Regions from separate parts of the Homo sapiens genome. Here all the other regions are linked to region 1. The links are chromatin contacts, found by Hi-C or POLR2A ChIA-PET in ENCODE. All regions are on one chromosome and are shown on one strand. Each heading gives the region's core, a stretch centred on a gene start or an enhancer-like site at or near the end of the contact. The rest is flanking DNA. Distances are from core to core; before and after follow the strand shown.

What was found. A loop is a pair of places that touch in the nucleus more often than their neighbours do. ChIA-PET counts read pairs that join two places held with the same protein, here RNA polymerase II (POLR2A). Pooled maps may share reads with other maps.
Region 2: a pooled map shows a loop between it and region 1 (9-fold over the local background). The contact joins the promoter of SPAG7 here to the promoter of TP53 in region 1. A Hi-C loop is called at or near these places in 2 of 50 pooled maps. POLR2A ChIA-PET finds 5 or more read pairs at or near these places in 2 of 52 experiments (CD4-positive, alpha-beta memory T cell and MCF 10A).
Region 3: a pooled map shows a loop between it and region 1 (5-fold over the local background). The contact joins the promoter of NLRP1 here to the promoter of TP53 in region 1. A Hi-C loop is called at or near these places in 1 of 50 pooled maps. POLR2A ChIA-PET finds 5 or more read pairs at or near these places in 2 of 52 experiments (T-cell and activated T-cell).

The regions. Positions count from the first base shown.
Region 1 is chr17:7,685,541-7,689,343 of GRCh38, forward strand. TP53 (tumor protein p53) reads right to left here and starts at 1,950. Exons shown (of 11, transcript NM_000546.6): 1 at 1,837-1,950. It overlaps WRAP53 (WD repeat containing antisense to TP53), which reads left to right and starts at 2,937. Exons shown (of 11, transcript NM_001143992.2): 1 at 2,937-3,021; 2 at 3,108-3,539; 3 at 3,684-3,782. The coding sequence starts at 3,109. RefSeq lists a silencer at 311-370 and enhancers at 671-800, 820-1,367, 831-880, 841-2,040, 2,839-2,888.
Region 2 is chr17:4,965,889-4,969,691 of GRCh38, forward strand. It overlaps SPAG7 (sperm associated antigen 7), which reads right to left and starts at 1,929. Exons shown (of 7, transcript NM_004890.3): 1 at 1,832-1,929. The coding sequence starts at 1,916. CAMTA2 (calmodulin binding transcription activator 2) reads right to left here. Exons shown (of 23, transcript NM_015099.4): 19 at 3,742-3,803; 20 at 3,612-3,632; 21 at 3,262-3,449; 22 at 3,019-3,093; 23 at 2,109-2,931. The coding sequence ends at 2,868. LOC124900387 (a long non-coding RNA gene) reads right to left here and starts at 1,825. Exons shown (of 2, transcript XR_007065587.1): 1 at 513-1,825; 2 at 1-431. RefSeq lists enhancers at 974-1,651, 1,565-2,064, 1,652-2,328, 2,329-3,006, 2,974-3,803 and 2 more and a silencer at 2,075-2,154.
Region 3 is chr17:5,582,692-5,586,494 of GRCh38, forward strand. It overlaps NLRP1 (NLR family pyrin domain containing 1), which reads right to left and starts at 1,818. Exons shown (of 17, transcript NM_033004.4): 1 at 996-1,818; 2 at 1-155. The coding sequence starts at 1,266. RefSeq lists enhancers at 1,156-2,355, 1,627-1,886, 1,907-2,206.

The sequences.
Region 1 (3,803 bases), core at 700-3,199:
GGGTTCAAGCGATTCTCCTGCCTCACCCTCCCGAATAGCTGGGATTACAGGCACCCACCACGCCCAGCTAATTTTTGTATTTTTTAGTAGAGACGGGGATTCACCACGTTGGCCACGCTGGTCTGGAACTCCTATCCTCAAGTAATCCGCCCGCCTCGGCCTCCCAAAGTGCAGGCGTGAGCCACAGCGCCCAGCCTGATTCCATTCTATATGAAGTTCTCCAACAGGCAAAATGGTTATGGAGATCAAAATAAAGGTGGGGTCGGGAATCGACTGGGAAGAGACGTGATGAAACGTTTCTGGGACGATGAAAAGGGTCTGTGACTTGGTAGGCATCACGGAGCGGTTAGGGGCCAAAACTCATCTTCCTGTGCACTTGCTGTGTGCACTGGCGCTGTGTGTAAATGCCACCTCGATTTAGGAAAAAGATGACGTAAGTACGGCACAAAGTGGCCGGTACGCGGCAGGTGCATGGGAAGAAACTGCGGAATGAAACAACCGCGAGCTAAGAGATGGGGCAGCGGGAGAAATGAATTCGAGTTCCGCCTCCTACCAGGAAGAACCGGCTCGGGCCGGAGGGCTGCACGGAGGACCACACGGACGCCTGCGGGCCCGCCCCTTCCGCTTCACGACGTTCAGCCTGCGTCTGGAACTGGAATGGCCTAGCCCAAAGCTAGATAACAGGTAGATTGTTTTTCCGACAAATTATCAAACGACCCATCATTGCACTCTTTCAAAATTTGATTCTCAGACGTACCCATTCTTTTTTTTTTTCCTCCGGGAAGATGAGATATACTCATTCTTGAAAATACCTCCGGGCTTGCCTTCTGCACACTTCTTTCCCTCCCTGTCTCACGCCATGGTAGCGTCCGCCTAGGTTGCAGGCGACCCGCGGGGTGGGGCACACCATTCAAAGAAGGGGAGGGATTGAGGTTTGCATCAAAACAAATACCCCTGCCTTTGCAAAGGCCATAACTAAGTAATCCAGAAAAAGAAATGCAGGCGGAGAATAGCAGCCTCCCTCTGCCAAGTAAGAGGAACCGGCCTAAAGGACATTTTCTCTCTCTCTCCTCCCCTCTCATCGGGTGAATAGTGAGCTGCTCCGGCAAAAAGAAACCGGAAATGCTGCTGCAAGAGGCAGAAATGTAAATGTGGAGCCAAACAATAACAGGGCTGCCGGGCCTCTCAGATTGCGACGGTCCTCCTCGGCCTGGCGGGCAAACCCCTGGTTTAGCACTTCTCACTTCCACGACTGACAGCCTTCAATTGGATTTTCTCCATCTAGCGGAGCCGGGGGCTGCCTGGAAAGATCGCTCCAGGAAGGACAAAGGTCCGGAAGTTGTGGGACCTTAGCAGCTTGGGCTCCCCGGATCACCCCCAAATGATCATTTCGGAATGGAGCCCCAGTTTTCACTAGGATGCCATGGGCTCTAAAATATACAGCTATGAGTTCTCAATGTTTCGAGATCCAAAAGTCTCAGACCTCAATGCTTTGTGCATCTTTTATTTCAGGGATTCCCTACGCCCAGCACCGGGTGGATGTGCAAAGAAGTACGCTTTAGGCCGGCTCAAGGTTCCCCAAAGCTCCACTCCTCTGCCTAGGCGTTCAACTTTGAGTTCGGATGGTCCTAACATCCCCATCATCTACACCCAGGTCTCCCAACAATGCAACTCCTATGATGATCCCTCTAGCCAAGCTTCCATCCCACTCACCCCCAAACTCGCTAAGTCCCCACTGCCCCACCCCCAGCCCCAGCGATTTTCCCGAGCTGAAAATACACGGAGCCGAGAGCCCGTGACTCAGAGAGGACTCATCAAGTTCAGTCAGGAGCTTACCCAATCCAGGGAAGCGTGTCACCGTCGTGGAAAGCACGCTCCCAGCCCGAACGCAAAGTGTCCCCGGAGCCCAGCAGCTACCTGCTCCCTGGACGGTGGCTCTAGACTTTTGAGAAGCTCAAAACTTTTAGCGCCAGTCTTGAGCACATGGGAGGGGAAAACCCCAATCCCATCAACCCCTGCGAGGCTCCTGGCACAAAGCTGGACAGTCGCCATGACAAGTAAGGGCAAGTAATCCGCCTGCCGGAGGAAGCAAAGGAAATGGAGTTGGGGAGGAGGGTGCAGAGTCAGGATTCTCGCCGACCTGGTGCCGTAGATACTAACATTTTGGGGTGGAAAATTCTGCAAGCCAGAGCTGTGAGGGCAGAATTGGTGGAAATCATTTTGGAGGAATCCTGCATTGTGTCAAATATGAAGGGTGGAAGGAAGAAAGCTTTTGCGTTTGCTCTCAGCTGGATCCTTTCTTCTCATCAGTTAAAATGTCATTTTTTAGGAAGGCTTTCCGTAATATCACACCCTAACGTTTTCTCCCAGATACTTTATATCACACCATCTTATTTAATCTCCTTCACAACCCTTATCACTCTGATAAGATTTATTTGTTCATTGCTTTCAGTACATGGAAACGTAAGCCTTATGAGGATATAGAATTTTTCTACTATCTTATTCATTGTTGTATTCCTGAGTGCCTATATCAGTGCTGGGTAGCAAGTAAGAGCTCGATAATAAATATTTTTTGAATGAGGGAGACAGGTCTGAAGCCTGGAGAATGAGATGCAGAAGAGGTGCAAGACCTGCTGCGCCCTCTGCAGGCGGCGGGGGGGCGGTGCAGGTGCTTTAAGAATTACCGCGGGACTCGGTAGGGGGAGCGTAGGCGCTTCTCGCCAAGATAGAAGCGTTCAGACTACAACTCCCAGCAGCCACGAGGAGCCCTAGGGCTTGATGGGAACGGGAAACCTTCTAACCTTTCACGTCCCGGCTCCGCGGGTTCCGTGGGTCGCCCGCGAAATCTGATCCGGGATGCGGCGGCCCAATCGGAAGGTGGACCGAAATCCCGCGACAGCAAGAGGCCCGTAGCGACCCGCGGTGCTAAGGAACACAGTGCTTTCAAAAGAATTGGCGTCCGCTGTTCGCCTCTCCTCCCGGGAGTCTTCTGCCTACTCCCAGAAGAGGAGGGAAGCACAGGTGGGTTTCTTTAGCTCTGCGTCGGATCCCTGAGAACTTCGAAGCCATCCTGGCTGAGGCTAATCTCCGCTGTGCTTCCTCTGCAGTATGAAGACTTTGGAGACTCAACCGTTAGCTCCGGACTGCTGTCCTTCAGACCAGGACCCAGCTCCAGCCCATCCTTCTCCCCACGCTTCCCCGATGAATAAAAATGCGGACTCTGAACTGATGCCACCGCCTCCCGAAAGGGGGGATCCGCCCCGGTTGTCCCCAGATCCTGTGGCTGGCTCAGCTGTGTCCCAGGAGCTACGGGAGGGGGACCCAGTTTCTCTCTCCACTCCCCTGGAAACAGAGTTTGGTTCCCCTAGTGAGTTGAGTCCTCGAATCGAGGAGCAAGAACTTTCTGAAAATACAAGCCTTCCTGCAGAAGAAGCAAACGGGAGCCTTTCTGAAGAAGAAGCGAACGGGCCAGAGTTGGGGTCTGGAAAAGCCATGGAAGATACCTCTGGGGAACCCGCTGCAGAGGACGAGGGAGACACGTAAGTGGTGATGGCAGTGGAGTGTGGAGTCTGGGGAGATGAAGTGTGAGGTCGATCTGTCCTCTGGTCCTGAGACCCACTTCTCCAGGCCTCTGCCCCCTTTGCTTGGCGACCCAGGTTTATTGTCCCCCATCTTCCTTTCAGCGCTTGGAACTACAGCTTCTCCCAGCTGCCTCGATTTCTCAGTGGTTCCTGGTCAGAGTTCAGCACCCAACCTGAGAACTTCTTGAAAGGCTGTAAGTGGTAAGGATAACAACGGGGCAG
Region 2 (3,803 bases), core at 679-3,178, 2.7 Mb before region 1:
TGTCGCCAGGCTGGAGTACAGTGGCGCAATCTCGGCTCACTGCAACCTCCTCCTCCTGGGTTCAACTGATTCTCCTGCCCCAGCCTCCTGAGTAGCTGGGACTACAGGCACGCGCCACCACGCCCAGCTAATTTTCGTATTTTTAGTAGAGACGGGGTTTCACCATGTTGGCCAGGATGCTCTCGATCTCTTGATCTCGTGATCTGCCCGCCTTGGCCTCCCAAAGTTTTGGGATTACAGGCGTGAGCCCGGCCAATTTTTGTATTTTTTGTAGAGATGGGGTTTCTCCATGTTGCCCAGACTGGTCTTGAACTCCTGGGCTCAAGCGATCCGTCCGCCGCGGCCTCCCAAAGTGGTGGTATTAAAGGTGTGAGCTACAAGGCCGGGCCCCACTGACTGTTCTTTAACTGGTTTTCGAGTCTTCTCTGCATCTAGAGAAGTGGCACAAGATTATGGTCAAGAACATAGGCTTCGAGCCCAGTCATACCTGGGTTTGAAACCCTGCCACTTACCAAACTAACCATGTGACCTCAGGCGAGTGACTCATTTAAGCTTCCCAGTCTGTCAATGCCGGGTGATCCCCCACTTAGACAGTCATCGGAGCATTAGAGAATTCCAGTTCCCCATTCCCATCATGCTTCCTCCTTTCTCAGAGATTTCAAATAGACTCTTCTGCCTGTAACGCTTTGCTTCTCTCTCTCATTTACGGAATTACCTGTTCTGATCTCGGCTCACTGCAGATTGGGGGAGAACCTCAGGTGGCCGCTCTCACAGTTATTTTTCTCTCAGAGCACTTATCAAGTTGGTTATTAAACTTACGTGTGATCACTGCATCAATGAGCGCCCCAGCCCCGGACTGTGGCCTCCCTGAGGGGTACCCCTGGTCCCTAACGGTTGTTCAAGAAACAAGGGGACGAAGCGTAGGCAACCAGCGGCCCTTGAATACTTGGAAGGCGTCCTGCCTGCTCTGGTCCCCCTGGGGCACGTGGGGAGCTGGGACAGGGCTCGTCCGTGGTCAAGGTCCGCAGGTTTGGGAGTTGGGGTCCTGCGTTCCGCCAGTATCATCCCAAGCTGCAACACGAGCAGCCCCGGGGAGGCTCCCACCGCCCTGCAGGGCCGCGCCCTACGCCGGCCGCCGAACTCCAGCCCACCCGCAGGGAAGCTACTCCGAGAACGCAGGCGGAGACAGTGGCCAATCGGACCCGGCGGGTATTCTCATCCCTCCAATCAACACTACGATCCGCCCGGGCAGCTCGGGAATTTAAGGCTACGGATGGGAAAAAGGTTGTCGGAGGGAGGCAGAAGGGACTGGGTTAAATTAAGCAGGAGGGGCAAGAACACACAGAGGACCCTGCAACCAATGGGAATTCGCAGGCTGGGGTGGTTTCGAAGGAAGGTCGAACAGGCCTGAGGAGGCAGAGCTTTAAGTTGAGATAGCCAATAGAGATGAAGGCACAGTAGATGGCGTGTCCTAAATCCAATCGAAATAGAGCTAGAGGTGAGCGGGGCAGGAATGCGGCAGGTTGGAGGCACCCTACCAATCAGACCAGGTCAGCAGCGGACAGGCGGGACGGCCGGCTAATGGGAAACAAGGACTGCGGAAGGCCAGGGTCGGGAGAAGAGGCAGGAGGCTGGCGCTATCTTTCAGGTAGCCAATCACTGTCCGCTAAGAACAGCGGGCGTGTCAGCAGCCCTTTTAGGGACTCTGAGGGTCTCGGAAGGGGCCTGTGAGGGGTCTTTCAAGGTTGAGGAGGCGGCATCGTCCAAAGAGGGAGAAGTATGGTCCCGAGAACCGGGCGAAGGAAGGCGGTTGTGAATTTGGGATCCTCACCTCGGGCCTTGCGCCGAGTCTCCTGGTCACCGAGGCTGGGTGGCTTCTCCATGGAGCTCAGGATGGAGCCCAGTAGGTCCGCCATCTTGGGAGTGACTGAGAGGGGGCGGTGCGTCTTAAAGGGAAGGGCGGAATGCCTTTAAGGCCGGAAACACGTCGGAGGCGGAAAACCCTGGGCCCGCCTGGCCTGGGCGCAGATCCCAGGCCCGCGGTGCATGGCGGCCTCCAGCTGGCCTAGGCCCCGCCCCGCCCCCGCAGACAGAGGCCGGAGGCTGGCTGGTGCAGCGATGTTTAATGGCAATTCGTATAAACCAAGCCCATGCACAAGTAGAAAGTGCCCGTGGAGCCGGCAGGAGGCCCCCGCCGCGCTAGAGAACCACAAGCCCGGCCGTGCAGCCCTCCCCGCGGCGCCTTAAATAGATTCTTCACTATACTCTGTATGTTACAGTATGTACAAGACCCCTCCCCTCGGGGGACGGGGCGGACTCCGCAACGCGTTCCTATGTACACCACCTCCCCTTCGGCCCTGAGGTCAGTGGCCAGAGTCGGGTGATGGGGTAAGACAGGGCCAGAGAGGGAGGAAACAGACGCAAACATGCGGAGTCGGGTGGGGACACGGTCAGCCCTGAAACACGAGGGGCGTGCGCAGCGAAGGCAGTGGTGGGAACCGAGGCGGATACATTCAGAGACGCGTCGAACAAATAAATAAGGCAAGTCAGGAGGGGGCCGAGTCGGGTGCAGGCAGGAGGAGCTGGGGAGCAGGGGCAGGCAGGGCTCCGGAGGTCACAGCGGAAGATGCAGGTATGTGGGGCGCGGGTTTTCTGGAGCCAGGACCAAAAGAGACGGGGCACGACCAGGAGGGACGAGGAGAGGGGTGTGGGAGCAAGGCGTGGGGAGGAGGGAGGAGGCCTACAGAGGGCTCCAACAAAGGTGAACAGGAAAGCTGCCGACAGGGGCTCCCCCTGCCCCAGAAAGCCCTCTCCCTGTTAAGACTGCACGAGGCGCCCCCAGGGTGGTGAGAAAGGCGGTGGCCAGGTCATGTGGCCAGTCCCGGCTGGGGAAGCCCTTCCAGCTCCTGGTTCTGCTTCAGTTCCCTCATCCTGCAGAGAGAAAGATAGGAGTCAGAGGAGACTGGCGGATCACGACGGGTGGCAACGCAAAAGCCCAGGGGGAGAAGGGATGAGTACCTGTGTCGGCAGCGCCGCAGGAATCTCATGATCTTCCGGGCTGCCTGGTCCTGCTTCTTGGTGAGAAAGGAGCCTCTGGTGAAAGAAACAAAAGATGGACCTCACAGAAGGCATCGCATGCCTTCGGCCCCCCCAGGAACCCTAGGCAGGGAATGGCAGTGAGGCATGATGATCAAGAGGATGAGTAAGGGGGAATGGCGTGGATGCAGTGGGTGGGCACAGAGGGCTGGGGCTGGGCCCTACTTGTTGCGGGCAGGCAGGGTGGCCGAAGTCCGGTGGGGAGGGCCGGGCCTGCGGCGGTAGGAGCGGTAGTGCTGCTGGATGAGCACAGCCGCTCGGCGGCTCTGCTGAAATCGCTTCTGTTCATAGTAGCTTCGGAACTTGCTCTGGATCAGGATGGCCGCCTGGGTCATCTTCTTATAGAGTGCAAACTGCAGGGGTGGGGAGGAGGGACAGGGGCTGAAATAGAGGGACGGAGACCCAAAGCCCTGAGGCTCACCCAAGTTAGGCTGATGCAAGACTCTCTGTAACCCACACACTCAAGGAAAGACTGAATCATCACAGACCTCACACTCAGAGCTCATGCCTAATACCTTAAGTGCAATCCAGGTCAGCTTGTGGAGAGAGAAGGGGAGTTAGGGCTCTGGCAACATTCTGGAATGGTTAGGCGTGGGTGTGGGTTGGTGGGTTGCTGGTTACACTTTTGAGGGAGAAGGGTCTCACCTGCTTGTACTTCCGGTAACAGCGCTGGATTACAGCTGCTGCTACCTCCTGCTGCTCCTTCA
Region 3 (3,803 bases), core at 568-3,067, 2.1 Mb before region 1:
GTCAGGCAGCTGTCTCAAAACCCTTCTCTCTGAGCCCTGGGTGCACCCCGCCGGCAATTCATGGATCCAGGGCATTAGCACTGCGGTGGAGGTGGGTTGGCTGGGAGACCCCAGGTGGGGTTCACTTGGGCTGTAGGGGAATGAGGGAGAGTGGCCTACAGGAAAGAGACAAAGAGGTTGGAGACACATCAGAGGGGCAGGGGCAAGGTGCCAGGGAACTGAGCTGGTCTCCTCTCTCAACCAAGAGAGGTCAGGATACACCAGTGAACCCGCTGCAGCCCTCTACAACTTCCTCTAGAGGCTTGTCTGAAGAATGATGTTCTTATAGATACTGCTAGGCAAAAAATCCTCATCTAGGATCAGGAAATTTGCATATCTGTCTTGGTCCTGACTATCTCCCTGTGTAAATCACTACTCCTACTGAGCCTCAGCTGTGCTTTATTGGGCCAACGGCATCTGCAACCCAGGGTGGCTAATAGTAATAATAACAGCAGCAGCAGCAGCAGCAACAACAGCAATGGGAGATCTTATTTATTGAGCACTTACTGTATATCAGACTCTGTGCTAAATGTTTAACCTGGATGATCTCTTTTAACCCTCACACAGCCCAGGGAGGCGGGCTCTCACTCTCCCATTTTGCAGACAGAGAAATAGGCAGAGAGCAGTGAAGTGATTGGCCCAGGGTGATAGTGCCAGGACTGGTGATAGTGCCTGACTCCCAAGTCCGTGCTCATAACTACAATGCCAGGCGAGTACCGGGAATGCACTTGAATAGAAGAGGGTGTGGGGCTCTGAGGTGCAGCAAGGGCCCCCCCAGCAAGCCTCCTGGCTCCAGCATAGTCTGGGGCCTGGATCCCCCTTTGAGAGGGCAGTTCCATGTCACTGCTCAGAGGAAGGCCTGGCAGGGAGGGCTCAGTGGTGGGGTCCCAAGAGGGCAGGGCAGGCATGAGGGCCAGGGGATGTCCCGCGGGCAGTGGGGTCCTCTGTCCACTCACCTGCCCCTTCCTGGGCTTGGGCGCACAGTGACCTCAGCCCCATCTGCTCCCAGGTATGGAGGGCTAGGTCCCAGGCCCGCTGCTCCCCATACTGAGCCACCAGGTACGAGGCCACCTCCATGCCACTCGTCTTCTCTGGCTGAGCGGGTGTCTCACCCGAAGAGCTCCTGGAGTGCGCTTTATTGGCGAGCAGAAGCTGGAACTCCTTCAGCTCCTCCTTCTTCAGGAACTCCAAGTAACAGGCCAGGCGGCCCCAGGCTCCGCCAGCCATCTCTGTCCCGGAGTTAAGAGGGTGTCTGGGGGATGTTCCCAGGTGGTGAGGGTATCAGGCAGGCAGAGAACAGTGCTGTCCTTTGCCTTGGCTCTTACCGTCTCTTATTCAGCATTCGGAACCCAGTTTTATAAATCCCAGGGCACCTACAGATAGACGCCGATAGAGGGGGAGTGGTAGGAAAAGCCAGGGGAGGGAGGAGCCCAGAGGGGCCTGCAAGACACTGGAAGAAGTCAGCTGATAGGGAGGTCCTGGGATGGGGTCCAGGGCCAGGCAGGGAGGGTGAGGGTGAGGGGAGATGTGGTGACGGGAGATGGGGTGTGGGCAACGCTCACTGTTCTGTGTTCCTCAGATTCTTCCCTCTCCTGGGTCCTGGACTCCTGAGATCAACCCTTGAGCTGCAAGGCTGAGAAGAGGTGGGGTGGGAGGAGCCGCAGAGCAGGGAATGGGCTTTCAGAACCCAGAGTGGAGCCCCGGGCTGCTGGCTCCCAGGTTTCTTCAGACCTCTCCAGGCCCTGGGGCACCAGCCAGCAAGAACAGCGCCTAGTCAACAAGAGCAGGAAGGAAACGTCACCCAGAGGAAACCCACAAGGGGCGTGGCCAGGGGGTAGGATCAAACCAGGCCTGGGTAGGCCAGACTCAGAGTCACAGATTCAGATGGGCCACATGGCATCTATAGGCGGACCAGGAGCACAGGCCCAGACCAGCTGACGCTGCAGCAGGTACAGGCCCATACTAAACACGGTGTGTGCACCTCCACATGGGCACTCCGCCAGCCCATCATCTAGAGCCTGTCTGCAGAGCCAGGATGCAGACTCTCCGAGCAGTTGTGTCTGCAGCCCAGGCCCAGCCTCTCAGGATGGGTGGGGCCCCCTGTGTCTGCCCGGGCAGCTCCTTATTGGGAAACATTAGAACTGGGCCAGGGAGCATTTTTCCCAGCCTCTCATGGTTTTGGGAGCTTCTTGAGTTGCACTGCATGTCCTGCCATGCTACCAGGGGCACTAAAGCATGTGTCCCAGGCCCAGGGGGCTGTTTGCCTTCTGGGCAGCCCAGCACTTAGCTGGTGAACATTTCCACCTGAAAGCAGAACAGCCCCTTCCTCATTCCTGCAAGCAGGCCTCGGGGAGCCAGGGGCAGACTTCCTCTTTCGTGGAATCTGCAAGATGCCAATGACTTCAGGTTGAGGAATGACATTGCCTACTCATTTGCTGATGTAACACACCACCAGGAATTTCTGGAGATGCTTTGGTTTCACTTGGACTGGCAGAGCCCAGGCTTCAACCCACGGCTTGCTTGGACAAGGACTCCTTATGTGCCTGATTTATTTCTTTGAGCCTCAGTTTGCCCATCTATTAAATGGGACATCATAGGTTTACCAAGAGGCTTCAATTCAGCAAAAGGTCTTAGAGTCTCTCTCTCTTTCCCAGGCTGGAGTGCAGTGGCAAGATCTCGGCTCACTGCAAGCTCCCTCCACCTCCTGGGTTCCAGCGATTCTCCTGCATCAGCCCAGCTTCCTGGGCAGTTGGGATTACAGTCACTCACCACCACGCCTGGCTAATTGTTTTGTATTTTTAGTAGAGATGGGGTTTCACCATGTTAGCCAGTCTGATCCGAGGTGATCCGCCCACTTCGGCCTCCCGAAATGTTGGGATTACAGGTGTGAGCCTCCGTGCCTGGCCTAAATAAATTTTATAAATGTTAGTTTTAAAAAATGGCTAATAAGCACATTGTAGGACATTCTAATATCAGATTGACCAGAAGTGGAAAAGTGCTGTGCTAAAAGTGGGATGATCGGGAGGCTCTGAGCACTCCGTGAAGGACCGTGAGACTCCATGTAGCGGGAGGAATGGCCTGGAGGAGGGCTGTGTGGGCTTTTTTTCCTCCTCACACCAGCCAGTTCTGGCACCAACTCTCTAGACACCAACTGGTGTCCTACAGTGCAATTCTGACACTGACTGCCTGGAGTTGGCATCAAACCTCACAGGTTTAGGGTTTCAGTGAAGAGCTGGCCTCATATCAGATGCCAGTTGCAAATGGGGTGCCCAGACCACTGGCATCTCTGTCTGACTTGGTGACAAATTCAAGGGTTCCCACAGTCCCCGGCAGGTTCAATAATTTGCTGAAATGACTCACAGGACTGAGAAAAGCACTTTATTTATTATTATCGGTTCATGATGGAGGATACGACTCAGGAATAGCCCAACGGAAGAGATGCCGAGGTCAAGGTGTGGGTGGGGGAGGGGCACAGCGCTTCCTTGCCCTCCCGGGCACCCTACTCTCCCTGCCCCTCCCTGCTTCACTAACCTGGAAGCTCTCCAAACCCCAAACAAACAAGACTGTGGGGTTTTCTCGGAGGTTTCACTTCACAGGCATAATTCATTAAATCACTGGCCGCTGGAGATCCACTCAACCTGTTAAATAGATCAGAAACCTGACCCTTCCCACCACGCCCACTGGGGCTGCTGGTCCAGCCTTCAGTCGTCTCTTACTGGGATCACTGTGCTAGCCTTCCACATGTTCTCCACCCATGCTGATGC